3 separate regions of the Mus musculus genome follow, and regions 1 and 2 are each linked to region 3. Evidence: chromatin loops called from intact Hi-C (ENCODE). Cell type or tissue: heart. All regions are shown on one strand. Each heading gives the region's core, and the rest is flanking DNA. Links, peaks and the distances in the headings are about the cores only. Region 1 holds the start of Zfyve9 (zinc finger, FYVE domain containing 9). Region 2 holds the start of Cdkn2c (cyclin dependent kinase inhibitor 2C). Region 3 holds the start of Btf3l4 (basic transcription factor 3-like 4).

Evidence for each region. A loop is a pair of places that touch in the nucleus more often than their neighbours do. Peaks named below come from ENCODE experiments on the same cell type or tissue, not always from the same donor. Only the 100,000 strongest peaks of a DNase experiment are listed, where the experiment ranks them.
Region 1: a loop joins it to region 3, with 3 times the contacts of the local background. A loop is called at or near these places in 6 of 42 quality-filtered maps.
Region 2: a loop joins it to region 3, with 6 times the contacts of the local background. A loop is called at or near these places in 3 of 42 quality-filtered maps.

Annotation. Positions count from the first base shown.
Region 1 is chr4:108,776,151-108,786,192 of GRCm38, reverse strand. It overlaps Zfyve9 (zinc finger, FYVE domain containing 9), which reads left to right and starts at 5,354. Exons shown (of 19, transcript NM_001384118.1): 1 at 5,354-5,740. In heart, for the core only: a CTCF peak has its summit at 5,444; DNase peaks (open chromatin) are centred at 5,402 and 5,852; H3K4me3 peaks cover 2,101 bases; H3K27ac peaks cover 1,497 bases.
Region 2 is chr4:109,665,864-109,675,905 of GRCm38, reverse strand. It overlaps Cdkn2c (cyclin dependent kinase inhibitor 2C), which reads left to right and starts at 9,150. Exons shown (of 3, transcript NM_001301368.1): 1 at 9,150-10,042. In heart, for the core only: CTCF peaks have their summits at 5,437 and 7,344 (motif pointing right); no DNase peak of the experiment used is centred there.
Region 3 is chr4:108,829,849-108,839,890 of GRCm38, reverse strand. Btf3l4 (basic transcription factor 3-like 4) reads left to right here and starts at 6,251. Exons shown (of 6, transcript NM_027453.3): 1 at 6,251-6,383; 2 at 9,308-9,373. The coding sequence starts at 9,320. It overlaps Txndc12 (thioredoxin domain containing 12 (endoplasmic reticulum)), which reads right to left and starts at 5,213. Exons shown (of 7, transcript NM_025334.3): 1 at 5,035-5,213. The coding sequence starts at 5,125. In heart, for the core only: a CTCF peak has its summit at 5,184; DNase peaks (open chromatin) are centred at 4,750, 5,300 and 6,240; H3K4me3 peaks cover 4,389 bases; H3K27ac peaks cover 4,027 bases.

The DNA of each region.
Region 1 (10,042 bases), core at 3,021-8,020, 54 kb after region 3:
AATATACACACAAGTAACACTAATGGACTGAGCAGGTTATATTTATATATTTACATATATTTATGTGTATGTTACAATAACAAATAAAAAGAGGCTATGATTTTAGGCAGTGTGTGGAAGGGGATGGAGAGAGAAATAGGAAGGGGGAAGTTGATGTAATTATAATGTAAAAAATAGGGTTCCGGATAGAAGGCTCAGGGTTTAAAAGCATGGACTGCTCTTCCAGAGGTCCTGAGTTCAATTCCCAGCAACTACTTGGTGGCTCACAATCATCTGTAATGGAATCCGATGCCCTCTTCTGGTGTGTCTCAAGACAGTGACAGTGTACTCACATATATAAAATAAATAAATCTTTAAAAAAAATTTTTTTAATTAAAAAAACTAAAATAATTACAATGGTATATATACATATATATGTGTACTTACACACACACACACACACATATATATATATACATATATATATATACCCACACACATATCTATCTCTTATTGAGATAGAAAAAATAGAGAACAAGAGAAAGCATTCTAAAGGAAGTGTGGCTAGATATGGCTGAAACATGGGATTTGGAAGTACTATTTTTTGCAATCTTTAAATCTGAAATTATTCCAAATTATAAAGTAAAAATTTCCCACAAGCACTTAACATTTTATTTATTCCTTTCTAAATATATGTATACTGGAACTGGAACAATGGCTCAGGAGTTAAGAGTCTGTATTGGTCTTGCAGAGGACTGGATCTGGTTCCTAGCATGCATGCCATTGGCTCACAGCCACTTAACTCTACCTTCAAGAGATCTGAAACCTCTGGCCCCTGAAGGCAACTATAATCCCAAGTATAGACTGGCACACAGGCACACACATAGACACATTTATTAAGAATAACAAAAATGAATCTTTAAGTATACTTTATATGTATAAAATAATTGAATCATACATTCTTTTTTACTTTATACTTTTATTAATTTGGTATTAAATCATGAGCAGTTTCAATGTCATTTAAAATAATTTAAAAACAATTAATGGGGGCTGGAGAGATGGCTCAATGGTTTGGAATGCTTACTGCTCTTGCAGAGGATCAGGGTTCAGTTTCCAGCACTTACATGATGTGGTTCAAAGCCACCTGTAACTCCAGGTTCGGGTGTCTGATGCCTTCTGGCCTTCTTCGGTACCTGTATGCATGTGATGTACATAAACTCACACAGGCACACACACATATATTACAAAAAAGATTAATAGATGAACAATATTTTTGTGGAGATAATGTAATTTATTTTAGGTTATCCTTCTATTTTTATGTCAATAACCAAAACATAATGAACATTTTTATATATCTTTTATATAGTTACTTCTTTATGTTCAATACCTATGCTGAAATTGATTTCTTAAAAAAAAAAATTTATTTTATTTATATGAGTACACTGTAGCTGTCTTCAGACACACCAGAAGAGGGCATCAGATCCCATTACAGATGGTTGTGAGCCACCATGTGGTTGCTGGGAATTGAACTCAGGACCTCTGGAAGAACAGACAGTGCTCTTAACCGCTGAGTCATTTCTCCAGCCCCTGCTTTGTTTGTTTGCTTGTTTGTTTTTAATGATTGTATTTGTGTGTGTGTGATGGGTGCATCATGTATAGAGGTCAGAGCATATACAGATCAGGGGATAACTTGCAGGTCTTCCTTTCTACCACGAGGGTCCAAGAACATCAGGCTTACAGCTAAGTCCCTTTACTCACTGAGCCATCTTGTAGGCTGCTTTATTCTTTTGTAGGGATTAGGATGACCTAACAAGCCCCCGGATGCCCCCAGGTTCCTTTTTCAGCTTGGGATGGATGCTTAACTGACGTGGGACCTGCTTTGGGGCTTATCTGCCTTACAAGACTCTGGATTTGGGGTTTGACTCTGGGCAGCATTTGTTGAGGGAAGAAGCTGTGAGAGATCACAGCTGTAAGCAGCAGGGTAGGTTCAGTTCTGGGCTACAACTCTCAAAGGGAATTCTTATTTTTAGGTCCTGAAAATTGAAAGCAAGCCTTAAAAAGTCACTGAGCAGGTAAGATGTAAGCTATCTAGTTCAGCTTGAGAGTAGCCATGTTGAGACCAGTTCTAGGGATACAGAGATGATTAAAACACTGCACCTGGCCCACAGGCTCACAATCTGATAAGGGAGGCATACAGGGAAATATGTATTGACCTTGTACTGATGAAGAATTATAACTTGGGAAAGTACAGGGTTAAAAAGAACGCAGATGAGATTTTATGTTTCTCTTTCAACAAAATTTATACAGTATATATTCTTATACACAAATATAAAATTTATTTATTTTACTCTCTTTCCCCTTTCCCTTCTGTAAACTTAAAATTTATTCAAATATCCTAGATCAAAAGGTTTGTACCTTTGTGTGCAGGGAGGTGTGTGAAAGGAGAAGGATAATTTAACAAAACAAGAAGTAGAATTTGTTAGGTTTTGTGACCAACTGTCCAGTAGTGAGTGCTAACAATTAAATATGATAACCAGAATCTGGATTAGGCACCTGTTAGATGATGATGTCACTGAATCTCTCTCCCGCCCCCATTTAAAATTCTGAGATGAGACTATTGGTATGTTGCCTACATTGGTATGCTTCCAACTCCTGGACAATAGTGATCCCTTTGCCTCAGCCTTTGAAGTAAACAAATATACAAGTGGATGAAGAGAAGCACTCCTGGCTTCACCCAAAGTTTAAAGAGCAAAGAAAATTCTACTAAAGATGATCCCAAACTTCCATGAAAACAGTCTTACAATATTGATTTTCTAAAGGATGTCAATTCTATAGACATGGAAGTGGGGAATTCTACAGGGGGGGGGCGTTAAGCTATACTTTAAAGTCATCGGAGAGTGGTGGAAATCAATGCAAACAGAAAGTGGCAGAATCAAGACAACTGACTTCGAGTTGAAGTGGTTTGAAACAGAAAGAGATCTTAGGCAGAAGAAAGGAGGCAGGTGAGAGATAGGTCAGGAGCTGAGAGTAAGATGAGGAAGCAGGAGGGGAAACAGTCTTGGATGAAATGGGAGCAGACAAAAGGAGACCTACTGTGGGTGCATGCATGCCTCCTGGGTAGTTGGTTCTCTCCTTCTATCTTGGGGTTCCAGAGATAAAACTCAGATCACTAGGTGTGGCCCTTTACCCACTGAGCCATCTGGCCAGCATATGACAGAACGATTTTAAGCAAGTTACTATCAAGCAGCTTCCCTCAGCAAGAGTTTGAATAGAAGGGAAGAACGTGTGAGGCAAGAAGAAACTGGTCCTGGGAACAAATGAATCATCTTCATGCTGTAGCTACACCCTAGACGTCCTGATTATTCACAAACAAATGTAGGTTTTCTGCAGTGGCAGTGAGCTTGGATTGGAAAGGACAGTGCCAATGTCATGTCAGGGAGCCAAACTGATGGAAATTAAAGGGCCCATGCTAAAGCACAAATGGTATCAATAGCAACTCACTCTAACAGTGTTCTCTTGTTACTGTAGAAAAGACTGCTATCAGACAGGAGACCCTAGGTTATAGGGACTCCTTGCGGCTTTTCTCTCGGTTGGATGCCCCTTGGTGGTGGTGCCGAAGTACTGAGTTCTTAGAGATGCTGTGAGGATGAATCACCATTTCCTCCGAGCTGGTTTCTGTCGTTACAAAAAGGGGATAGTGATTGTGTGTGTGTGTGTGTGTGTGTGTGTGTGTGTGTGTGTGTGTAATGTGACTCAGAGATAAGTGGCAAAGGCAGACTTGGGACTGTACAGGAACAGCTTTCATTGATGAGAAAAGAACTGCTAGGTTATATTTTTCTCTGGGTGGCTGCTCAATTATTACTTGAACAGCTCCTGGACTCCTTATGTAATTTCCCCATGTCTTGTTACTATTATCCCATAATCTAAGGTAAGGCAAGATTGCTTATAATATTTTATAATATTTTCATGCAGGAAAAATGTGCTGGTTCTATTTTGATATCTGCTGTGCTGTAGAATGTCAAAGGATCCAGTGTACTAGGTTCTCCTCTTCAGAGGAGGATGTTACATAAATGCACGAGTGAAATTCAGGGAAATTTCACTTAGACCAGGATGATGAGAATGACCTTTTGATAGGAACACACACACACACACACACACACACACACACACACACACGCGCACACGCACACACACACACACACACACACACACAGACACACACGAGCGGGGTTGGGGAGTGTGGTGGGATAAACACACACAGATGGGCACAATCTCCAGATTAAGAATGACTAAGTAAGTGTTAGGGTGTTCTGGAATTAACAAAAATTGGAACTATAGGCCCGTCCTTCCATCCCCAACCTTCACAACCAGCTAGGCAGGCAGGAGAAAACAGAGGTTCAAAAATATTACATAACTTGCCAGGGTCATAAAACTCTACATGATGTAACTGGAACCAGTGGCATCAGGATCTGCCTGACACCAAAGTCCTTGCTTGTTCCAGTATAGCTCCCAGAAACAAAACCAACCAACCAACCAACCAAACAAACACAGTATTTGGGAATTTGAGGGACCAGGGGATTTAAAATTTTTTTTTTCTTTTTCCTATTTCCCTTCTGACAGTCTTTAGTTGTGACGTTATGTTAGCATCCTAGAGGCTGGGCAAGATCAAACAGGAGGCATTTGTAAACAAAATGACTGCATAGCCTTTAATATAACCACAACAATTTCCTTCTTTCAGAGTTTTTATCTAGGATTTGATAAGGGGTGGGTGACCCAGAAGTGGTAGAGGTGGTGGCCAGGGTTAAGTTAGTAAAAGGATGAGTCTTTTCTTACCTTTAAGTTGTTTATCGGTTTCAGGACAACCCGTTGGTTATTCTCTTCTCTTTGTCAGCGTTTTTTAAATTTTGTTTTGTTTTGTTTGTTTGTTTTTTGTTTTCTCCCCCCTACTTTGTAGGTAAGGATAGGGTTTAAGGAATTCTATAGCACATTTCTGTAGTGAATCTGCACAGTAGCTCCAAAAAAGTTGAGGTCAAAGATGATTCCTTTATCTGCTTTGGGAAGGGATTGTGCATGTGCTTAGGAAAAGAAAAAAGGGATTTGTTCTGGGTCACGCTCCTTTCATACTGACGCACTGAGGGAATTAAAAGGGACCCCCTGTCTCCACGAGAAATGAACCGAGATTCCCTCACATTCCCGCTCTCGGAGACGAGTGACGAAAGCATTCACATACCTTCTTGGAGGGAAGAAAAAGGTGCTGGGGTCTGACGGGGGTGGGGTGTGGGGGGAGCCGACAGCTTCCGGCTCCCGGGAAGCCGCGTCAGGGGCGGGCCACGGGCCGCGGGCGGCGCAGGGCGCACGGGGCCCCGCCACCCCCAGGCCGCGCTGCCTCGCGTTCCCTGCCGCTCGTGCCCGGTGCGGCCGCCGCAGTCCCGGCGCCGTAGCGGGACGTGGGGTCCAGGGGGCGCTGTGGCCCAGCGGCGCGGGCGGCTGAAGCGGCCACCGCGGCGGCGCCCGAGGCTTCGCCGAGCCCGTCTGCCTGCATCGCCTCGGTTGTCCCGCCGTAAGCTGCGCCCCCGGCCGCGCTCGGCCGCGCTCGGCCGCGCTTTCCCGGACCCGCGTGGCTGAGGCGGCTGGAGGGGCGCTGGGCCTCAGTCCCGGCCGCTGAGACCGCAGCCCCCTCAGGAGTGCGAGGCTTCGCGGCGGAGCCCCGCTGAGGACGAGGCTCTCGGCTGAGTGACGACCCCCGGGCCATGGAGAGGCGGTGAGTGTGGCGCGCTGCGGTTCGGGGCTCGTCTGCTTGCGCCGCCCAGGGGTCCTGGCGCCAGCTATTGGGCCGGGCGGACGGAGCGTCCTGCCAGTGCGGCCGCCGCGGGCACCCCGGAGCTCTGGGGCCTCGGCCCTTTCTCCGTGGGTCCCCGGGAGATTGAAGGCGTGCGGGGGGCGACTAGGCCCCGAGTCGCCGGGAAGCCCTTAGCCGGGCCTGGGTTCCGGCGCGGCCGGGTACGTGAAGATCGGGCTGGCGGCCGCACCGGTGCCCTTCGCGTTTGTCCCGGGCGGGGCCGAGCGTGCCTTCCTTCCCAGGGCCCTTCGAGCACATCCCGGAGGGAGGCAGAGGACGCTTGTTTGCAAACAGCTTTGGCTTGCCTGCTCCGCGTACTGAGTCCTGCGGAGCCACCCCCTGGGTGGGGAGTGGTGAGTATTGAGGTGCAGAGAGTGCGGGGCACTCGGAGCCCCTGGTACTCCAGGAGTAGCATTCACGCCTCCCTTGCTGGAGACACAGCCTTTTGCGTCCTTTTTTGAGGTGAAATTTCATCACCTGCCGCTAGCTCATCCTTTCCTCCTTATGTTACATCTTGTCTCTGAGCGAGGTCTGCTTTGGAGAAAGCCCCATCCCATCTTTGCTATGCTAAGTTTCCTAGCTACTCACAGTTAAAAAAAGAAAAAAAAAATCTTTTAGGAAGATGTCTTTTCCACCTTTAGAGAGACAGGAAATGTTTTAATGCCCCAGTCCTTGGTACAAAAATGTTTTACTCAAATAGAGAACGGATGGCAAGAAGATTTTAAATCATACTAATTACCCTAATTGCAAGGACATGCCGAAAATGGGATATAAACTCAGTTGTACAAGAAAAATGATTTGTTTTGTTCTGGTAAGGATGTAAAAAAAAGTTAGTGATTGTAGTTTGACATTACACGTCAGATATTGGGTGCTTCTTGTTTATGATAAATGTGATTACAGGTTATTCTCATTTTTCTACTATATAGGACTTATATGTACATCTAGAACGTCAATGCATGAAAATATGTATATATAGTAGAAAATTTGGATACGCAGAGAGGTACTATATTGGCTTTCAATATGTACTTAATAACTGGAGAGAGATTACTAGTAATGTCATATGTTTTGATGGTCATTCAAAGTTTACAGTGAGAGTGTACTGATTTATAAAATTATTATTATATTTTGGAATTAAATTAAGAATGCCTGACTGGTCCACTTTACAGCCAGACATTTGTTTAAAATTTATAAAATATGTTACTAATTATCAGAGTTAGAGCCATCAGTTAATATGCATAGTTACCTGTAAGACTCCTGACTTAACCTTCCTACAGAGCGTGGGAATCTCCTGAGGTCTAAGGGGGTCATCATGTTGATGAATTTTGAGGACCCATTGTGTTAGTGTTGTAGCCTTGCCTTTGTCAGATCTTGTGTAAGCATTTTTAACTGTAAAACATTGGCTTGATTAGTATGTTGGTTAACTTAGGTTTTAAAAGTCGAATTCTTTTCTCAGTGTGTCTCTAAAGACCAATGTTAGAATTGGGGGTACTGATTAAAATATTCTATTCCTGGTCCCCTAAATCAGAATTGTAGGTATAACTCGAAGATCTTGATTTTTTTAAATCAACCTTCCTGATTCTTAGTACTACTAAATTTGGACATAATTGATAAAAGAGATTCGCTTAGGTGGACACAATTGTCCTCTCTCTAGCAAAACTATTACTCTTAAGTGGCTTACAGATGGTCTTCATAGCAACAGATAATGGTTTTGTAATGCAGATAGAAAAACAGCTGTTTCAGTCAACAAACATGGTAAGCCTTTGGTGGGAATGTTAAGGAAAACTATCTGGTTATTCATCTTGGCAATGAATAAATGTCAATATTGTCTGTAAAATGCTGTTAGGTATTTAGAAGGCTTTTAGAAGACAGCATACAAAAAGTATTGTATAAATTTTTAAAATATAATTTTAGGTGATAATAATATCAGGTTCTGTTTTAGGTGTTCTGGGAAATACAAAAATGACCAAGGTTTCTGCTAGCAATTAGCTAATTGTGGAAGCAGGACAAGTTTAATTAACTGTTACATGGCTGGGTCAGAAAAGTGTTGTAACTGAGTGAAATGAGGTAGATCTCTGCTTAGGGCTTCTGTGTCTCATCCAGGATCTTGCCCTTCAAGATGCATCCCTAAGGAATGGGAGGTCACTCTAGAAGAGGACTTGCTTAGAATGTGTAAGCCCCCCAGTTTAATTCTCAGAATTGAGAAAAAAATCATATGGAATGTTCCTTTATTTTCCAATTCCTGATTCAATGTTTTCTTTAAAGAAAGAGTAGCATGTGTCGCTTGGGAAGTACTAGTTTTATATTAACTCCCTAGTGAAGAAAGAACAAGTGAATGAGTAGGGATGAACTCATTCCTTCCTCTGCTGCTAAGCTGCCACTTTTATTCCATTCACTGAAGTTTATTTGGCTCCTCTTATGTGCTGGCCACAGACTGGTGGTTGCAAAGTACAAAGCTTGATTAAAAGATAATTGCCTAGATTTTAGTTTAAGTTCTTTTGTTTCTAGGGGTGGTATATACATGCTTTATGATTATTGATTGCATTGCATGCTGTGGTACAGAGTGTGGAGTCAGATGTGAGGAGCAATGAGATACTTAGGCTCTGAGTTTCTTATACTTTCTTGTAGTAATGGTAGCCCTTCCAGGGAAGTGGGCCGTTTGTTTCTGTGAGGTGCAAGTGATCATAGACAGGAAAGAGAAATGGTCATGCCCACTTTTCCTTTTGGAGAAAAGAAAAATAAAAGCCAGAGCGTGTGTACACTGTGTACTTATAGCTTGTCTTCTTGCTTTTCTTTGTTTCTTTCTTTTTTTAAGATTTATTTATTTTTATATATATGATGAGTACACTGTAGCTGTCTTCAGACACACCAGAAGAGGGCACCAGACCCCATTACAGATGGTTGTTAGCCACCATGTGGTTGCTGGGAATTGAATTCAGGACCTCTATCCAGTGCCCCTTTTCTTTCTTTCTTTCTTTCTTTCTTTCTTTCTTTCTTTCTTTCTTTCTTTCTTTCATTCTTTCATTCTTTCATTCTTTCATTCTTTCGACTAGTTCTACTTTTGGATTTTTGAAAAAAATTTGATGGGAAAATTTTTATTGTAATGTGCACATATTTTTCATTTCCTCTTTAACTAAACCAATATTCTCTATGCCTGGGATAGACGTGTTACTTTACTTCCAGCTTTACATTGGTCTTCACTTTCACTTCATTTTTGTATATTTGCCCTGCAGTGTGTGAATTAGTATATAGAGTGACATTCTTGGTATGTACTTATCGTTGGAAAATACCGAGTTGCAGATGCTGGACAAAAATACTTCATGTACTTTAGTTTAAGAACTGAAGAGTACTACTCAAAACATAGACTTTTCCTTATAATCTATAGTGATGAGAATCAAAGTTCTTTGTTTTTTTTTTTTTTTAAGATTTACTTATCTATATGACTGCTCTATTTGTATGTATGCCTTCATGACAGAAGAGGGCGTCAGAACCCATTATAGATGGTTGTGAGTCACCAAATGGTTGGTGGAAATTGAACTCGGGACCTCTGGAAGAGCAGCCAGTGAGCCATCTGCTCACTGAGCCATTTCTCCAGTCCCAAGTTACAAGAATCAGAGTTCTTATAACTTACATACATATACATTTATATGTGTATGTGTTTGTGTGTGTGTATATATACACATACATATGTGTCTTATAACCTTGATCAGTCTTGTTTACACTCTTTTAAGTCTTTATTCGTCTATAAAATAAAGCTAATAGTATACATTTTATAGGATTATTGTGAGGATTAAGTAAATCAGAGCTTGTTCTATATATAAATAAGCATTACTCTAGAAATGGAAAGTATATTTCTTTGAGTTTTGAGAAAGTTTAAAAGATTATTCATTATTCAGTTTTCTGCTAAAAAATAAAGCTAGCATGACCGATTGCAAAGATTGCCAAATTAAGGATGAGACAAGTTTACAGAATTAGTATTTTGATTATATAGTTAATAGAATGTCTCATGCTTCATCATAAATTTTATTTAATGAAATACTTTGAAATTGTTATTTATAAGTTCTCCATTTTATAAATTAGGTAGTGCTTTAATTTTTTTTTCTTTCTTTCTGTAAGGTCTGATGTGCCCTGAGCTAGCCTAGAACTTTCTGTAAGGTCTGATGTAGCCTGGGCTAGCCTAGAACTTGTGATGGTAGCTGGGGATGATCCTGAACTTCGATCTCTCAT
Region 2 (10,042 bases), core at 2,920-7,919, 840 kb before region 3:
AATATTTTCATAAGTAACGGTATGGTACACTTACTCATAATTTCTGAAGATTTCAACTAATGGTCAGAAATTAGCAACCTTTGTACCTAAAACATCCAAAACCTATATGACAATTTGTAATTGCCATCTAGGCCAAGGAAGGGTGACAATATATTCAATCTTGACACACACACAAACACACACACACAAAGTAGGAACTTACAGACTTTTAAAGGACACATCCATGCCCTGGAAAGTATGTTAAACTCTGGAAATGTTAAACAAAAATAAGAACTGATGAAATCACCATAAAGAATTCATGCCTAAGCTTTTTAAGCTAGGAGTGTATCCATTAAAAAAAAAAAAATAGAAAGACTGAATCAAATATTCAATCCCTTGAATGCAAAGAAGTGTGCTATTTATGTTAAGATCTTGATTTGCTGGAGATGAAACTCAATAGTAGATAGAGCACTTGCCAGGCATACACAGGCTCTTGGTTAGATCCCTAAAACCACCAGGTGGAAAAATGGATTCCATGGTTCTCTTACTAAAAGCAATCTGGCATACAATTCTGTGATAACTTGTATGTTTTTTTTATTTATTTGTTGTATTTTATGAGTGTTTTGCCTTTGTGTGCATATATATGTACCATATGGTGCCTGGTGCCCATGGAGGCCAGCAAGGGATGTGTGAATCCCTGGAACTGGAGTTATGTATGGTTATAAGCCACCATGTGGGTGCTGGAAATAGAACCCTGGTCCTCTTCAATAGCAAGTACTCTAAATCACTGAACCTCCCCAGACCTATAAAGTGAACTTGTTTTAATGTGCAGAATCAGCTAAGTAAGAAATAGAAACCCCTGAGTCTGATGTGCTGATCCATGCCTTTAATTCTAGCACTAGGGGTGCAGAGGCAGGCAGGGCATAGAGAGTTCCAGGCCAGACTGGGCTACATGGTGATACTGGTTTTTGTTTTGTTTTGTTTTGTTTTGTTTTGTTTTAAAAGGCAACAACAACAACAAAACTTTGTAGTCTTTTTCCTTGCTGTACCTAAAAGGAGAGATTCTGAAATTGTCATAAATAGGAATCATGAGGTGAAACCCAATGTCAACAATATAAGTGAGGCAATCCAATAACCCAGTTAGCATGGGCCCTCAGAACAAAGCAGGTATTCAGTGTTATATATGGCCAGGCTAATGAAACCCTGCAAAACTGACAAGTGACTACCTCAGAACTCATTCAAACACTACGCACATTCCTCTTTCCCTTCTCTCCATCTGAAAATTGAAATAATACAATACATGCAGGGAGATGGGAGTAACGACCCCGATATTCAAACATATGAGGTTTCAGAATGATTTCCCCAAAAAATTAGCTGTCGAAACATGGATGAGTCATTCAACTATTACTAATTTCAACTCCTGACAAGATCGTTTCAGGAGATAAATGAGAAACTTCAAATCTTTGTGTAAAATTAGCATACATTTCATAGCATTTCTGTGTTTGAGACCTAACTTTGCCCCTTTCCAACCTCTCTATGAATCTTTAATCTCTCACTCAAAACTAAGAAAACTTAGCAGTTTCAAACAGTGAGTGACATACTGCATAGGAAAACTGCCCATAGCCTTAAAGCCTCCTAATGTGCTAGCTGTTACTCAGTATGCTCCTCCTCCATGTTCTTCCAAGGCCTCCCCTTTCATTACGCTTAAGCTAACAAGAATGCCTGCCTTTTTCCCCCAACCATGGCCTTTAGTACTTTAACAAAACACAGTTCTGGCAAATTCTATGAATTTTTTCCTGTAATTGTTTAATCAACAAATGGTTTATCTCCTTCTACAGGTTGAAAGTTTCTTGATGGTTATAAACCATTTCATCCAGTATTTCTTTTATATTCATCAGGGTACATCCATAACAAAAATCTTGGGTTCATACTAATAATTTGAATTTTTATTGTTATCTCTAGCCAGGCATGGTGGTACACACATTTAATCCTAGCATATGAGAAGCAGAGACATATGGGTCTCTGTGAGTTCAAGGCCTGCCTGGTCTACAAAATGAGTTCTAGGACAACCAGTTCTGTTACATAGAGAAACCCTGTCTTGAAAAACTGAAGGAAAAAGAAAAGAAAAGAAAGAAAAAAATGTACAGAATGAAGGGCAACGTTGTTTTGTTTTGTTTTTTAAGATTTTTGTCTAGGGTCATGAAATAAAGTGAAAGGACTAGGACGCAAGTCGAGGTCAAAACTAGTGCTCTTCCCACTTTCCCTGGTAACTCCTTATAGTATCACCCTCCTTGCAGCCAAGTTTATAAAGTAAATGAAAAGTTGTTTCTTACATATGGTCTAAGTATTATGGTTGAATAACCAGCATCCAGAATAAATATCTACTACAAAAAAATTGAAGGGAAAACAATATGTTTTTCATTTTTCTAAAATTCAATTCTGAGAAAATTTCACTGCAGTGACACAAATCAAGAGAACAGAAATTCTTTTTCCATAAGTACACGAAATAATTTTAATCTCATTTTATATTCCACTAAAATAGACTGTGCCCTAATTTAAATATAATCTTTTAAATCTTCATGTAATTTCCTCTTTCTAAAACTGTTTTTTAAATGTCTGTATTTCATTTTTCAAGTATCAATAACTTATTTGTGCTGGTATTGGTATTTTTTTAACTGTGTGGACGTCAGTGTAGGTACACAGAGAGGCCAGAGACACCAGATTCCCATGGAGCTGGGGTTAAAGGTGGTTGTGAGCAACCTTACACAGATCCTGAGAATCAAACTCAAGTCCTCTGCAAGAGAATTTGGGTTCTTAACCACTAAGCCATCTCTCCAGTCCCTATTTAACTAAATTTTCATTTGAAATTATTTTGGATTTATAAACTCCAATGACACGCATAGATCCTGATAATTTTGAAGAATCAAGAACTTTATAAACTATGCCTCACCTCGGTCTTGCCTAATGTTCCTCACATTTACACCCAGTTTGCACTAGGCATGGCAGCATATACCATTAATCCCAGAACTTAGGAAGAGAGAGTTTTCAAGGAGAGACCTTACTTCAGGGCGCGGGGGGGGGGGGGGAAGGACTACACTGGGTTTGTGGATCTTGAGTAAAAATATTTAAAGGTCTTTCTCATTATGTGATATTGGGGTCTTCATGTTATCAAATTACTTACTTTGGTATTAATTTTGATCCTGTGATTGAAAAAAACAAAGTTGTTTGGTGTTTTTTTTTTTTTTTTTAAGTTTGTGTTGTTGTTTGTGGTTATTGGGTTGGGTTGGGGTTTGTTGTTGCAGTTGTTGTTTCCAGGCAGGGTGTGGTAGCTATTCTTGGTTGCTAAATTGACTCTATCTGGAATGAACTACGATCCAGAAATGGGTGGCATACCTGTGATCCAGATCTTTTTTTTTTTTTTTTTAGATTTATTTATTTATTACATGTAAGTACACCGTAGCTGTCTTCAGATACTCCAGAAGAGGGAGTCAGATCTGGTTGTGAGCCACCATGTGGTTGCTGGGATTTGAACTTCGGACCTTTAGAAGAGCAGTCGGGTGCTCTTACCCACTGAGCCATCTCACCAGCCCCTGTGATCCAGATCTTGAAGCTAGAAGATACAAGCTTTTGATCCAGATCTTGAGGCTCAAGACACAGGACTTTAATCTAGATCTTGAGGCACACTTTTAATCTAGGCCATACATTCTGCTTGAGGCCTACATAAGGACTGGTGTGACTGAATATGCTTGGCCCAGGGAGTGGCACCAGTAAGAGGTGTGGCCTTGTTGGAGTAGGTGTAGCCTTGTTAATGGAAGCGTATTACTGTGGGGGTGGCCTTTGAGAAACCCTCCTCCTAGCTGTGTGAACCCAGTCTTGTCCTAGCACCCTTCAGATCAAGTTGTAACTTCTCAGCTCCTCTTCTGCCTTGGTGATAATGGACTAAGCCTCTGAACCTGTAAGTCAGCCCCAATTAAATGTCCTTTTATAAGAGTTGCCTTGAGCCAGGCATGGTGGCACATACCTTTAATCCCAGCACTTGGGAGGCAGAGGCAGGCAGATTTCTGAGTTCGAGGCCAGCCTGGTCTACAAAGTGAGTTCCAGGACAGCCAGGGCCATACAGAGAAACCCTGTCTCGAAAAAAACCAAAAAAAAAAAAAAAAAAAAAAAAAAGAGTTGCCTTGGTCATAGTGTCCTTCACAGAAATGGAACACCTAAGACAAGGATGATGAAAAACGGAAGGTTTTCTTCTTCACCTGCTTATACTTACTCGCCAACCTTATTGGAGCCCACTTCCTCAGGATTCCAGCTTATGCAGAAGTCCAACACTAGATTCTTCAGCTTCTTATTCACAGCTGGCCATTGTTGAGTTAGTTGTATTGCAGCCTGTAAGTCATTCCAATAAGTTATCTTTAGAGGGGGGAGGGGAGGGAGGGAGGAGAAAGGAAGGGAGTTCTGTAAGTTCTGTGACTCTAGAGAATCCAACTAATAAACAGGGTTTCTCTGTATAGCCCTGGCTGTCCTGGAACTCACTCTGTAGACCAGGCTGGCCTCAAACTGTCTACTTCTACCTCTTGAGTACTAGGATTAAAGGCTTGCACCACCACTGTCCAGCTGATAACCAAAGGTGTTTTTGTTGTTGTTGTTGTTGTTTGTTTTTAGTTTTTGGCTTTGGTTTTTCTTTTTTGTTTTTGTTTTTTTGTTTTTTGTTTTTTCCAGACAGGGTTTCCCTGTGTAGCCCTGGCTGTCCTGGAACTCACTCTGTAGACCAGGCTGGCCTTGAACTCAGAAATCTGCCTGCCTCTGCCTCCTGAGTGCTGGAGTTAAAGGCATGCACCACCAACACCCGGCGGTTTTGGTTTTTCGAGACAGGGTTTCTCTGTATAGCCCTGGCTGTCCTGGAACTCACTTTGTAGACCAGACTGGCCTAGAACTCAGAAATCTGCCTGTCTCTGCCTCCTGATTGCTGGGATTAAAGGTGTGGGCCCGCCCAATAACCAAAGTTTTTAAATAATGTTTCTTTCTTAGTAGATAACTCACGAGACTAATATTACTACCAAGTTAAATTTCTGTTTTAGTAATCAAACAAGTAGTTCATCCAATGACTTAAAGAGTCTGGTGGGTGATCCTAGACTCCAAGCTCACGTTGTGAATTCAAGCTCTATACTTGTTGACTTTAGATTATAATTTCAAATTTCCTTCATAAAAAATGAGACTAATTATACTTACTTCATAAAATTTAAATAATATGTGTATTATATTTAATAGCTGCAAAGCACTGTAAGCATCGCTAATTAATATCATAATTTAAGCTTTCAAGATGTTTACTAGCATTTTATTTTCTTACTTTTCAAAACAGGATTTTTCTGAGGAGTTCTACAAGTAACCTTTGTAAAAGCCTGTTGGGTCTCATAAATAAAATACCAAAGCCACAAGTATAAGTAATTTTAAAAAGGTCCCCTAGGGGGCCACCTCTGTTATCTATAAATTCAATAAAGAGGAAGATTTTAAAACCAAGTTAAGAATGTATAGTTACCTCATCCACATTCCTCAAAGCTAATCATGTAGGAACTCTTCGTTGACTGGAGTCAACATGGGGAAAACATAAAATAATTTGACTAAACCATACGCTTGCTGTAAGTCCTTTAAAATGATTATGAACTACTAAAGGTCCCTATGACTCTTGGTACTCAGTATCCAACTATGCAAGATGCCCTTTAAGCATCTGAGGGACATATCATAACTATGTTAAAAAAAACCTGTTACTTTCACTATAATACAAGTATAACATGTTATAAAATATAAGCTTATCAGCAGGGTAGTAGTGGTGCATGTCTTTAGTCCCAGCACTAGGGAGGCTGAGGCAGATGCATCTCTTGTGAGTTCAAGTCCAGCCTGGTCTACAGAGTGAGTTCCAGGACAATAAATGCTTATCGAGGACAGATACTCTTAAACCTACCTCAGTAAACTAGCTCTCACAAAATAAGAGATTTTTACATACCTAAAACTCCAGAACTATCACAAAAAAAAAAAAAAAAAAAAAAAAAAAAAAAAAGTCCCGCCGGGCATGGTGGCACACGCCTTTAATCCCAGCACTTGGGAGGCAGAGGCAGGTGGATTTTTGAGTTCGAGGCCAGCCTGGTCTACAGAGTGAGTTCCAGGACAGCCAGGGCTATACAGAGAAACCCTGTCTCGAAAAACAAACAAACAAACAAACAAACAAGTCCCTAAGAAACAGTTTTTGGGGGCTGTAGAGATGGCTTTCCAGTTAAAAGCACTTGCTGCTTTTGCAATGGACCAGAGTTTAGTTCCCAGCACCACCCACATAATACAGTTGACAATGTATCCGGGGATCCAATGCCTTCTTCTGGCCTTTTGGAGTGTACACACACACATTTTTAAATTTATTTTTTACTTTATTATTATTATTAGTAGTAGTAGTATCATTTTTTCAAGACAGGGCTTTTTGGTATAGCCATGGCTGTCCTGGAACTAGCTCTGTAGACCTCAGTAGGCCTCGAATTCACAGAAGTCCACCTGTCTCTGCCTCCCAAGTGCTGGGATTAAAGGTGAGTACCACTACCACCTGGCCAAATACATTTTTATTTATTTGTTTATTTATTATATAAGTACACTGTAGTTGTCTTTAGGCACACTAGAAGAGGGCATCTGATCCCATTACAGATAGTTGTGAGCCACCATGTGGTTGTTGGGATTTGAACTCAGGACCTTCGGAAGAGCAGTCAGTGTTCTTAACCACTGAACCATCTCTCCAGTCCCACCAAATACTTTTTTTTAAATGAATTTTAAAAGTTAGTGTTTGAACAAAAGCAACTGAAGTTATAAGAATAGAATTTTATTGAACAGCTTTTAGTCCTCTTTTAGTGTGTGTGTGTGTGTGTGTGTGTGTGTGTGTGTGTGTGTATTTTGAGACAGGCCTTCTCTCCGTAGCTCTGGCTGTCCTGGAGCTATCTGCAGACCAGGCTGGCTTTGAACTCACAAATATTCATCTTCCCTGACCTCCCAGGTGCTAAAATGAAAGGCATGCACCACCATACCCAGCTGCTTTTACTCTTTTTTAAAGATTTATTTATTTATTATTAGCTGTCTTCAGACACTCCAGAAGAGGGCATCAGAGTTTGTTACGGATGGTTGTGAGCCACTGTGTGGTTGCTGGGATTTGAACTCAGAACCTTCAGAAGAGCAGTCGGTATTCTTAACCACTGAGCCATCTTACCAGCTGCTGCTTTTACTCTTATTTGCAGGTTCTATATTTTTAAGTTTTATTTGTGGGTGATGGGACATTAAAATCTTCAATGCTTAGGGTTCCCCCAAACCCTTTTTAAAAATATTTGTGTATATGAGTACACTATTGCTCTCTTCAGACATACCAGAAGGGGGCATCGGATCCCATTGCAGATGGTTGTGAGCCACCATGAGGTTGCTGAGAATTGAACTCAGGACCTCTGGAAGAGCAGTCAGCACTCTTAACTGAGCCATCTCTCCAGCCTCTCCCCAAAGGTCTTAATACAACACGGTAGAGTGGGGAATACTTGTAATCCAGCCATACCAGGGTGACACAAGGTTACAAATACTAAGCCAGTCTGGGGTACATAAGGAGCAGTAGGCTAGCCTGGGCAACAGCACCCTAAACATTGCATTTTCTTTACTCAGTAATTCAGCAAAGATATTTTATTTGATGAAAGTCATAACACATGTACATCCATTTTTATACAGAATGCCCACAATTTTATTCTTCCTCGTTACCATATTTTCTCCAAGCAAGACACCATTAATTTCCAGAAAGCAGTGTTTGTAAATTTGTATTAGTGCTAGTTATCACTTTAACAGTGCCAATCTCCTATCATAGCTTCCAGATAACTAAAAACTCAGAGTTCCCAGAATGTATACATGGAATACAGTATACATGGAATCCTAAATATTCTGTTAAAATGATTTTTAAAGAAGTTCATCCCCTTTGTTGTTACCTGATTCACAATATTCAGCTTTCGATACCTCAAAAATTAGCTCTAATCTTTTTCTTAACAACTTAAAGAAACACTGCCAAATTCTTGTAGTTCCAATTTTCCCTAACAGCCAACCTGTTGCTAAATGACTATCCAGATGTCTCTGGCTTGTTTGAATACTTTCACTTTACTCCAAGGAACTGGGTTACAGATGTTACTTGAGGATATATGTGCAGTGGCTGGTTCTAATTAGACCAATATTTGGGGGGGAGGGGAGGCGGAGGGGGGGTTTGGTTTCATTTTGACCACTGAATGCAACCATGCTGGTGTTTTTTTAAAAGCATAAAAGTATAGAAGGCAATAATCTCATATGCCTACAAGAAGACGTGAAAAGTACAGAAAATTGATGAATATGAAATATATGGATGCACTGGTCCTTTTACACTTAGACCACCATCCTCACCTCCACCTAAAAACAACCAATCCTCGGTGTAGTGAGTGAAAGAAATCCCCCAATAAAGACATAGCCTTTTTAGAAAACCTTTCTAACTCACTGTAAGCTTTGTTTAAAGTTAATTGCATTTCTCCTTTTCCCTCAAGACTAGAAGTTCACATTTTCTAGACCCTGAAGTTCGTCGGGATTTCTTGTAATATGCTTTCAGTTCTCATAAAACTCGGTCTACAAGACTTCTCTGCCCTGTGGTGCTGTCAGTTGTGTCGCCTCTGCAGCCCTGGCAATGACCTGACAGGTGCCAAGGCCTGTGGCAGAGCAAAGGAGTCCAGCAGCCCCGGGCCAGGCCACTCGAACTCGGCGAGCCTGGTCGGGGAGCGCCGAGGAGGGTGGAGCTGCCCGGCTCCAGCAGAGGAGATCCTACCCGTCAGCTGCAGGGCCGCCGAGCCTCTAAGGGCCTCCGCCCGCACCCGCGGCCTTAGTTACCACCACCGGGGTCCCGCACGGTAGAGGCTCCCACTCCAGCCAGCCCCAGAACAGCAGGCCAGGCCGGGCCGAACCCACCCCGCTTCGGCAGGGGAGACTAGCGAAGCGAGAGGGCAGGCGGGAGCGCCAGCGAACCCAGGCCCAGCGCGGGCAGAGAAGGGCGCAGGGCCGCGAGGGCGGAGCGAGCGGGCTGCCGGCCACTGCGCCGCCAGGGCGTTGGGCGGGGCGTGGGCGGGGCCCGGCCTTCCCGCTCCCGCGGCGCCCTAACTCGGCGGAGCCTCCTTAAAACTCTGCCGTTAAAATGGGGGCGGGTTTTTCAACTCAAAAAGCGCTCAATTTTTTTCTTTTCAAAAAAAGCTGATGAGGTCGGAAAAAAGGGATAAGAAACCGGCACAGTACCTTCAGAGGCAACCGTAGCAGCAGTTGCTTCAGCGGAAAAAGAAGCAAAGGAGGGAGGGAAGGGAAAGATCCTAAAGGAAAGACGCGCAAGTGTCTGTAGCGGAGAAGGGAGCGGCGATCAGAGATTTGGGGGAGTCGGACTACAAAAGAAACTGTCAGCTGCGGCTCGCGACCGGCCGGCGCAGCCTGCCTCGGCTCCGGAACCCAACTGGCTGGCAGCCGCTGTCCTGTCCGCGGCACTGATAGGGGCACAGGCCGGAGGACCGCCAAGAACTAACTGGCCAAGTGGCACCGAGCGCCCGAGCTGCTGGGCGGCCGCCAAGAAGTTGGCGGGACTGGCTGCGCCCGGGATCTGTGGCGACCGCTCCTACTTCCAAAGACCCTTCCCATCATCGGACGCCCCGGGAAAATCTGAAAGGGAGGGAACGACAGCGGCAGAGGCGACGGCCGCCCCTCAGCGAGCGCTTGCAGTGAAGAGCCTGAGCTAGCTCGGTCGTAGGCGGGAAGTTACTGGTGAGCTGGCCGGGTGCAAGAGCGATGCTGCCGCGAGCTACCCCAGCGGCTGGAGCCCCATAGACGCTTCCCCCTTCGCCGTGCACCGTCTTCAGGCTGCCGGGAGTCCCGGGACCCGGCGGGGCCGGCATGACGGGCTTGGCGGGGGTCTGCCGCACACCCACCAGCCTCCGGAGACCCGCGCCCTGCCCGGCTCCCACGGCCTCTGAGGCTCGGCGGGGCTGCGGCAGCTCGGCGGGCGGGCTCCGGA
Region 3 (10,042 bases), core at 2,938-7,937:
AGCACTGACTGCTCTTCCAGACGTTCTGAGTTCAATTCCCACCAACAACACGGTGGCTCACAACCATCTGCAATGGGATCCAATGTCCTCTTCTGGTTTACATTAAATAAATAAATAAATAAATCTTTTTCTTTTAAAAGTGGGGAAGAGAAAGGACATATATGTAAACTCTTATTTTCTGCTCTTTTTAATGTGTACTTGCAGTTGTGTGCATGATCTGTGCATGTGGGAGCACATGCATGGCACACGTGTAGAAGTCAGAGGAAAGCTTTTTGGAGTGGATTCCCTCTTTTGTGTTGGTTCAAGGGATCAAACATAAGTGGACACACTTGCGCAGCAAGTACTTCTATGCGTTGAGCCATCTCTCAGGCCCCTTTTTTGTTTGCTCAATTTTTCCACAGACATAAAATTGTTCTAAAAATAAAGTCTACTTTTTTTTTTAAAGCATCAATGGATAGGTTAAAATAGCAGCAACCCATAGACAGGCAAACTTCACCTCTCCTGAATGCACCACAGATGCAGAGAGATGGAAAACATAAGAGCTTATGATAATTAGTAAAAATAGTGCTGGGCAGTGGTGGCACACGCCTTTAATCCCAGCATTTGGGAGACAGAGGCAGGTGGATTTCTGAGTTTGAGGCCAGCCTGGTCTACAGAGTGAGTTCCAGGACAGCCAGGACTACACAGAGAAACCCTGTCTCCAAAACAAAACAAAACAAAACAAAAAAACAAAAACAAAACAAAAAAGAAAAATAGTAATGATAATGGTGTGGGGGTTTTTTGTTTGTTTTTTGTTTTCTCTGTGTAGCCCTGGCTGTCCCAGAACTCTCTCTATAGACCAGGCTGGCTTCTAACTCAGAGATTCTTCTACTTCTGCCTTCGGAGTGCTGGGTCTAAAGGCATCACCATCACCATCCAGCTGGATTTTTTTTTTAAGCATAGCAGTTTTTAAAATGTGTTTACAGGTATTAATTTATATATCCTCAGAATAACCTTATGATATGCTAATTCTATCCTTCCTCCTTAAAGATAAGGAAACTAAAGTTAAAGAGTTTGCCTAGGGTTACATTGCCCCTGAGAGGCAGAGCTGGAATGGAGGTGGTTACTCTATAGTTAAACCATTCCCTACAGTTGGCTAGCTCACTAACAATGGTTAAAGATGAATGGATGAAGGAATGGACCTTGAGAACACTGACTTCAGCTACAGAACACCCACAGGGGATGGGGAATTGCTTTGTTTTTGCTTCTCCCTTTCCTCTTGAAAGATGACTTAGACAGGTAGTTTTAAGCAGCTATTCTCTTGGCCATGGCAGCACGGAGCCTCTGCAGACAGTGCAGTTTCCTAAGGTGTCATCTGCAAGGCAGTTCATGCCAGCCATCTGCAAAGGAAGCTAAAGGTTCCCAAATCAACAGCTCTTTTTCCCCACCGAAGACGATGTTTAAAACAGGAAAAGCCAGTTCTAAACACAGTATTTATGTTGGTGTCCAAGCTCTTCTTCCTAGATTGTTTTAAAGACAACAGAAAAAACCCCCAGGCTCCAGCTGGTGAAACCTAAATAAGGAAAGGTCAGATGTCAGAGCTGGCAGCCAGGCCTGAGTTAGGCAACACTGTACCTGGAAGGTAGAGTAACAGTGTAGCCAAGTGATGTCTCCATCAGAAGGCAGCCTTTCTACCATCTGCGCAAATGTTAAATATAGCTAACAAAAATATCTGTCTCATGAAGTGACTGTGGCTGTAAACGGGACATGGAGCGTAAGTGTTACTGTGCCAGCTTTGAATTCCAGAGACTGAAGTCATCTATTTCTATTACAGGCGGGAGAACACATGAATGGCCTCTTTCTAGATTCTGCATTGGAGGCCAGAGTGGTGCACTGGGTAAAGACATGGGCTGGGGATTCATCTTCCTGCCCTCGACTTACTAGTTAACTTCTAATGTTTCATTTTAAATTCTTCATCTGTGAAATGGGATGATAATAAAAATATTACCCACCTCATAGTTACTATGTATGAAAAAAATACGCAGGCAGATCAATGCCTGGAAGCTAGCAGAGAGGAAGTAAATGCTAGCAACCACACTTCTTTCCAGGTGATAGAGCTAAGTTTCTAGTCTACTGAGAATAATGAGCGTGTTTTTGGACACTGGAATGTTAGAGCTGCGAGGCCCTTAGGACACATTCCTAGTTCACTCTCACTTAATAAATGGTCACTAGGGAAGACCACTGCTGGCTAAATGGCCTGTCCAAGATTAAAATCTAGGCCTAATAATTCCAGTCTAGTGCACACTATTCCACACCAGCGTGCTTCCTCTTCATAATGAAAACTGTTGGGGAGGGTAGGGAGGGTTACTCATTGTTTCCTCTCTGCAAACCACCAAGGAATCTTCTAGAAAGAGCTGGAGAAGCTCTTTAGACATTTTGGAAGAAACAACACTCATCAAAATTTTCAGGACTTCCTGCCTCAGGTAGTACTTTTTACTTTTTTTAGGTGGGGTGAGTATATTTCTTATGTCCAAAGAATCTATACATAAACAATACACAAGACAAATACTTGAGATAATATTAATTCCTTTTAGAAACAAGCAAGTATTCCTCAATGGTGGAAATAATAACAATATTTCACTTACTCGATCTTTTTCAAGTGTGTGACACTTCACGCGTCTTTTGCTTTTTCATTCAATTATCACAAACTAGCTCTTCCACTTGGGTTCCCTGGAACTCACAGAGATCCGATCGCCTGCTTCTACCTCCAGTCCCGGGATTCAAGGCTTCAATATATTTTGGAGTTGTTTATTAGGCAATGATGCTAATTGAATAACACAGTATTTACTGCCTGACAAAGAAATGAGACTCACACAACACTTCATAATGTTATATGCATTCAACAGTCGATTGAGCAGGGTTTGTTATGTGTTGAGTGTCTGGGGTAACAATCACACCCATTTTGCAGCTGAGGAACAGAGGCATGAGAGAGATTAAGCTACTTGTCACAGGCATCTCGTCTGGTCACTGGCAGAACACATTGAAACTCAGCTCTGCATACACCCTAGCACTCCAGTCTCCCTCTGTATATACAGTTCTATTCTAAATACACAGCGGCCTGTTTTACAATAGGATCATCAGTATTTGGAACATTTTGACTTAATAGGACCCATTGTGCAGTTTTCAGCACTTCCTTCATAGGCAGAAACCCACATATCACCTTAGAAAAACTTCTTTCTCAAAAGAAAAAAGAAAAGAAAGAAAAAGCTTTGCCAGGCATGGTGGCACACACCTTTAATCCTAGCACTCAGGAGGCAGAGGCAGACGGATTTCTGAGTTCGAAGCCAGCCTGGTCTACAGAGTGAGTTCCAGGACAACCTGGGCTGCAGAGAAACCCTGTCTCTCACCCCCCCCCCAAAAAAAAAGTAAGAAAGAAAGAAAAGAAAAGCTTTTTCTCACCCTCCTAATTCAGGTAGATGCCAGCGCCCTTACCCTCCTCAGTCTGTACTTCCCAATCTACCACAGTATTATATAAGCTGAAATTCTTTTATTAATCTGTCGTAGATCTATCCTATTGCACTCTCTGACTTAAATATACACCCAGTGAAAGCAAGAACCTTGTTTGTTCTCTTCATTGTCATGTCTCTAGTACCCGAGTCAATGATCAAAACATGGCTGATGATCGAAAATCAATACTGAACTGAGGTGACTCATTGAATTTCCACTCAGTCTCAATGCCCACCAATGAATGTAAAGATAAAGAGCTCTAAAAACAAACAGCTGGGCAGTGATGGCGCACGCCTTTAATCCCAGCACTCGGGAGGCAGAGGCAGGAGGATTTCTGAGTTCCAGGCCAGCCTGGTCTACAGAGTGAGTTCCAGGACAGCCAGGGCTATAGAGAAACCCTGTCTCAAAAAACCAACCAAACAAACAAACAAATAGGGGCTGGGACCAGAAAAGAACCTGCTGCTCTTCAGTGGACTCAAGTTCAGTTCCCATGTTAGAGGCAGATCACAACTGCCTGCACCTCCACCTCCAGGGGGACTGACACCCTTTTCTGGCCTCCTTGGGCCACACATTTACCTAAACACACACACGCGCACACACACAGGGCTCCTCTAGCCTAAATGGTGAACTCAAATTCAATGAGGCTGTTTCATAAGGTGGAGAACAAGCAGAAGAGGAAAACACCCAATATCCTCTTATGGCCTAGTCATGTGTACCAGAAAACAGGCGGGCAGACACCACACTGAAGCACACACACACCACCAGCATCAGAAAAATCCCATACAGTAAAGGTCATAACACAAACCATCCAAAGCAGGGCTGGAATCCATTTATAACTCAACCAGTTAGTCAATTCAGCTGCCAAAACAAACAAACAAAAAACCCAACTGATGAGAAGGTGTTCAAGTTTAGAAATAGGGCTGGTAATACACGGAGTTGGGGGTCCTTACTTCCTAACCTTCATTGATAACCACTGATCCATCGCTCTAAAGAAATCAGTTTCTTCCAACACACTAGCTGAGCCACACCAAAACCAACTGTTGGTGACCTAGCAAAAGGTCTACCTTTCATTTGCTCTTTTTTCTGCATCTCTTGGGGGAATAGGGAACCGGGTCTTGGGGGTACGGGGGAACGTGGTGAGGAATCTTCAGACTCAAGCGACCACTACAGGTCACCAGCGACCCTTTTTCTTCTGGCGGAAAGGTGACGGTTCCTGAGGGCTTCCCAAGCGACCTATTTCTTCTGGCGGGAAGGTGACGGTTCCTGGAGGCGTCCCAAGCGCCTAACATGACACATGAATGGACTCTTAAACAACCTAGTCCTAATTTAAGGGCCATATCTTCTCAATCCCAAGAATTAAGAGCGCCCTCAAGTACAACTTCCTTCTCTTAAACCCTCTCCCGGACCTGGTACTCCTGACCCCGAGAAATCCACAAAAGCAGTTGGGGAAGATAAAAAGGAATCTAAAGTGGCCTAAGATACAGTGAGAAAATAAAGTGTTAAGAAGGCCCGGGGTCCGTAAAGATTACGGTAAGAATGAGGTCTGACCCTTTCCAAGCCCAGTGCGTCCGTCTGAAGAAGTGATGAGGAGCAGGAAACTGAAGCTCAGCAAACAGGTGGCCCCGAAACGAAGCGACATCTCCACGGTGGTAGTTGCACAGAGCCACCGGATTGAGGGAACAGGATTTCCAGCAGAAGCTCCGCTCTGCCCCCTTATCGCCGTTCAGCCCAACCCCTCGGATTCCCAGATTTTTTTTTTTTTTTTTTTTTCCTAGCCAAACACTGAAGGAAGTGATGTTAGACGGATGTGGGCGGTGCCTCGAGGGTCCGCTTTGGAATGGAGTAAGTTTAAAGGTGCAGATCACGTAGAAGGATGTGGGAGTACATCTCGAGTTTGCTTTCCCTAAGTCCTTGATATCCAGGCTTAAAGAAACAGCCGGATGAGGTGGCCCGAATTGGTGAGGGCTGGGGAAAGGTTCAGGAAAACCGTTGTTAATTACGTCTGACCTCTAGCCTAGCCCCTCCCTCCAATGGACCACTACACTAAATATTCAAAATGCAAATTATTATCTTTGAGATCAGCCTATCACAACAGAGGGCTTGGAATTTCCCGCCCCCTCGCACAAGTTAAAAATACTGGACAACAGCATTTCATTGTTAGATTTCTGTTTGGGATTCCAAAGAGACTCGGTAAGCCCGTTTCGCTGTGCACGCGTCTGTGTCTTGCAGGCAAGCACTTTGGAGAAGCGCTGGACCCTTCCCCCCACCCCCACTCGCATTCGCAGGACTTCCACTCAGGCATGATGCAACCAACTGACATAAGGTCCAAGAAAACCATGCTTGGGGCCTTTTATTGCACAACTGAAGAGGTAGTCCGAGGGAACTGGGACATAAGTCATCTCAAGCACGTAAAGTGTAAAGCTTCTTTCCGTTAAGTCTGTTGCTTTTTGTATTGGGTCGAGTTACTACCTAACAAGTCAACTGCCGACTTTCCCTCCTGATGAGAGTCCATTAGAGCTCAATGCTTAGTGAAGGACATCCAAGGTGTACAACCCGAACTAGACCCCACACCACCCTTCTGTTAAATCCAAGACAAAAGGTAAGCGCAGACACAATGGGACGCCAAGGGGACCGCCGCCTCCTCCAGGAAGCAGCCCGGCCGCCAATCAGAATAGTGAGGTGCGCGAGGCATGCTGGGCTTTGTAGTCGGGAGGCAGGCGCGCAGTTGCCGTACCCACCCCCACCCCGCCTCCCTCCCGCGGTCGAGGCGGGGCCGTGCGTCACGTGGGCCTCTCCCGCCGCCGCCGCCGCTGCCGCCGCGGTCTTTCTCTGTCTCAGCTGAGGCAGCCATCTTGCTCTTGCCGCGTGCTGGTGTTGGAGGACCCTCCCCGCTGCAGGTGAGACCCCCGGCGGGCCCGCCACCCCACGGCCTCCGGCCGCTGCGCACGGTCTCCCCCCGCCCTCCCCTCTCGACACCCGCCGTCCGCTCCGGCTGCCACTTCCGCCGTGGCGCGGCGAGTGGGGGCGGAGGCGGCCGGCCGGGCCTGTCGGTTACGGGCGGCGCAGCTGGGGGTCGGCACCTGAGGGAAGGTCCCCAGCACCACCGCCCGCTGTGGAGGAGCCGGGCCCGGGCTCTGGCCGCTCAGGTCCAGACCCAGGAGGGTAGAACCCTCCTCGTCCATCACTCATTATTCACAACAACAGTGTCAGACGCTTTGAGCAGCAGATCTGTTGTCATCTCTTTTGCTCCTCCCAAACTGAGGTTAGCACCCGGCCACCAAGCTCTTGGGGCCGAACTAGGTTGCAGCGCTCTTCACTTTGTAATAGAAGTGCTTGTTTACAAGTCTCTCTTAATTTTGAGACAGTTACCTATCCTTATAACCTCTTCACACTGCCTGATGATTGATCGCCAGGCACAGTGTTACACAGCTGGTGAATGGCGGTTTCAACTTCCGTTCCCACGTTCTTTCATTATACCTAATTAGTGGCCCTCTGGAAGAATGGTAACAATAGTTACCAACTACTGAGTGTCTTACCTGAACTTGATAATCTATGCTTTAGCCTTCAACTCAGTAAAGTATGCGATGGTATACTTTTTTTAATGCGGGAGAAACAAACACAAGTACAAAGAACCTAAATACCTTTCCAAAGCCCTAAGTGGTAAAACCTCACATAAAAAGTCAGGGCTGAAAATTCAAATTATTTTTATCTTTGTAAACATGATTAAAGTACTTGGATGCTTATAATTTGGGCATCCAATAAATATTGATTCATCTCTGTATACTCTTTTTGGAAGTCCTTGAGAAAAGTGCAGAAAGGATTCGTGGATATTCACTCAGTGATCATGTGGCCCTTGAAAGTCATTTCTCCCTTTGGGACACAGAGAGGAACTTTCCAGGCCTTCCAGGCAGCTAACAATTTTGTTTATAATTTATGCCCTGCTGCACTAACAGGTATCTGAGATGACCTCACACTTGAAACAAGAATGACAGGTACATTAAAGATATTAAGTAGGGATTAAACCAGGTGACCTTTTAGGTCTCAGGCTGAGTCTAAATGTCTTTTTCTATTAGAATCCTACACAGCCCAACTTGCTGTTGGACAAAAGGCCATATTTCTCCTTCCCCTGCTGCTTTAAGCTTCTAGATGCCCTAAAATTATGTCTTTTCCATAAAATACTCCTTAGGAATAAGATTTCTTAATTATACTGACCACCTGAAATGGAATTATTCTTTCATTTACACCATAAGAAAGAGTTAATTTGGGCTTTGCTTTTGCTTCAAATAAGTCTGGACTTTTTGTCTTATCTTTCCAACTGCCAACTCTTTTCTTTAGGAATGTTACCTAAAATGCAAATAGTCACAAAGGGCTAGTCCTGTGCTTAGTTTTAATATTCTCTCCTGACCTCCTTTTTGCAAGAAATTCCTTAAGTGCTGTGTTATTTCACTATAAGTTCATGGCTGTAGCTCTTTTGTGGATGTTTGAATGCAAGGTTGAGGTTTCTATCAGCACATTTCAGTCTGCTGCACAGCTAAGATTGGCACACACCTAAAAGACTGTTTGGATTCTACACACAACTCCCATGCAAAAGCTTTTACCTGCTTGACCATTGTGATACAATGTTGAACAAAGTGAGAAGCCATAGGTTCTAATTTTTATTTGTGAAATGGATTCAGCCTTACAGCTGCGATATATACAGGTCAGTTCTTTAAGTTCAGCTTCAGTACAGAATGGTTAGTAATTTACACGATCTTTTGAGTCTTCTTTTTTTCTTCTTTCAAATGTAAAGAACAGGATCCTTATCATCTGAATGATGCAATTACAAAGTTAGAATTAGGAAAAAAAAAGTTTAATAATAGCCTATTCCCTTATTCCCTCCTTCACATCTCAGTAATGATCTGTTAAGCCACAGAACAAGTCAAACAAGACTGTTAAATTAGCTTTTTTTTTTTAGCGCATGGTATGTTGTTTTCCAAAGCAGGAGTGTCACTGTCAAGACTAGAATTCATGATTTTAGAATGTCCTTAGAATCTTCAAAGGTCAAAATTTGCATAGCTTATTTTTTTGTCTTGCCCAGTAACTTAATGTAACCATGATACAAATGTAACAAGATACTATTTGATCTTTGTCAAATAGTACAGTGAGACATTTTGCCGCTGATGCAATAATATCTTGTTGAGTGTGACATTATCAGTGCAAGGTCTAGAATAAACTGGGGTGCTGCAGAATCAGTGAGTATTATTTGGGAATCTGGTAGCTTCCCACTATTAACACATCTGACCTTGAATAGAGGACGTGACTTGTTTGCTGACAGCCTGACAACTCCATTATTCAGTTTCTTCTTTGCCTAGCCTTTTTTTGTATGTGCCATATTTATTCTTTAAAAGAAATACAGAATGTGATTCCAGAGAAAATGATCTACTTGAAGGTTTTGCTAATAACATTTGGTAACTGTTCTCTGCTGTGAAAGTCTCTGCAAGAAAAAGCCTGCTTGCCTGAAGAGATTTCATAATTGGTTAGGTTTTTCTGAATGCCAGAGAACTGAGTCATGTGTTAGGAATGAATCTTTAAATAGGCAACTTTGAATCCCATTCATTTGCTATTTGTATATTTGACTCCCATGTGGTATTTAATTTTTTTAAAAAAATTGGTTTGTGAAGCTAGAACAAGTTACCACTATTTAAGAATAGAGACGGTATTGATATGACCTTGATGTTAGTGGATATTATATTAACTCAGTGAAGCAAAGCTATTGTTTGTATAAATGATTTTTTAACTTGGTAAAGCAGTGAATTTAACAAATCTGTTTTCCCCCCCCTAGATTTGCAACAGCATGAATCAAGAAAAGTTAGCCAAACTTCAAGCTCAGGTCCGGATAGGGGGCAAGGTGAGTGATTGCCGGAGAGTGTCACTTCCGTGTGCGGTGGTCCTTGAGTGCAGAATCTTTTCAGTGATTACAATCAGACCACATTGCTGTGTGTGTGTGATGGGAATTTGTCTAGATCTAAAGCAGGTAACTAGAAGATGCTTCTCTCCGATGGTGCCATGAAAATAGACCCCTTAGTTTGAATCCTCAACTTTTTATTTTGGTGTGTGTCTTTGTGTGTACAAATATATGTGGGCATTTGAGCATATGAAAGTGCACATGTATGTGGAGGCCCATGGGTGATGTGGGCTGGAGTTTTTCTCATTCATTCTCCATGTTATATATCAAGACAGAATCTCTTGCCAGCTGCTTCGAAGGGTTTCCTGTTTTCCATTTCCCACATGCAGGGATTGTTTTCCCTTTATTTGTGGTCCAAGGCTCAAGGAGAATACTGTATGTACCCTCATCTTTGCACACTGCAATATTTGCAAAAAGAGAAAGAACAAAACTTAGTTCATACATGGATCGCTATGTAGAAAAGGCAGAGAGGACAATATTAACAGGTTTTAACCATGCTTTTCATTGATCATAACCACAGATCTTGAGCAGAGAAGGGAAGAAGTAACTAGTACTTTTTTAAAAAGATTTATTTATTATTATATGTAAGTACACTGTAGCTGTCTTCAGACA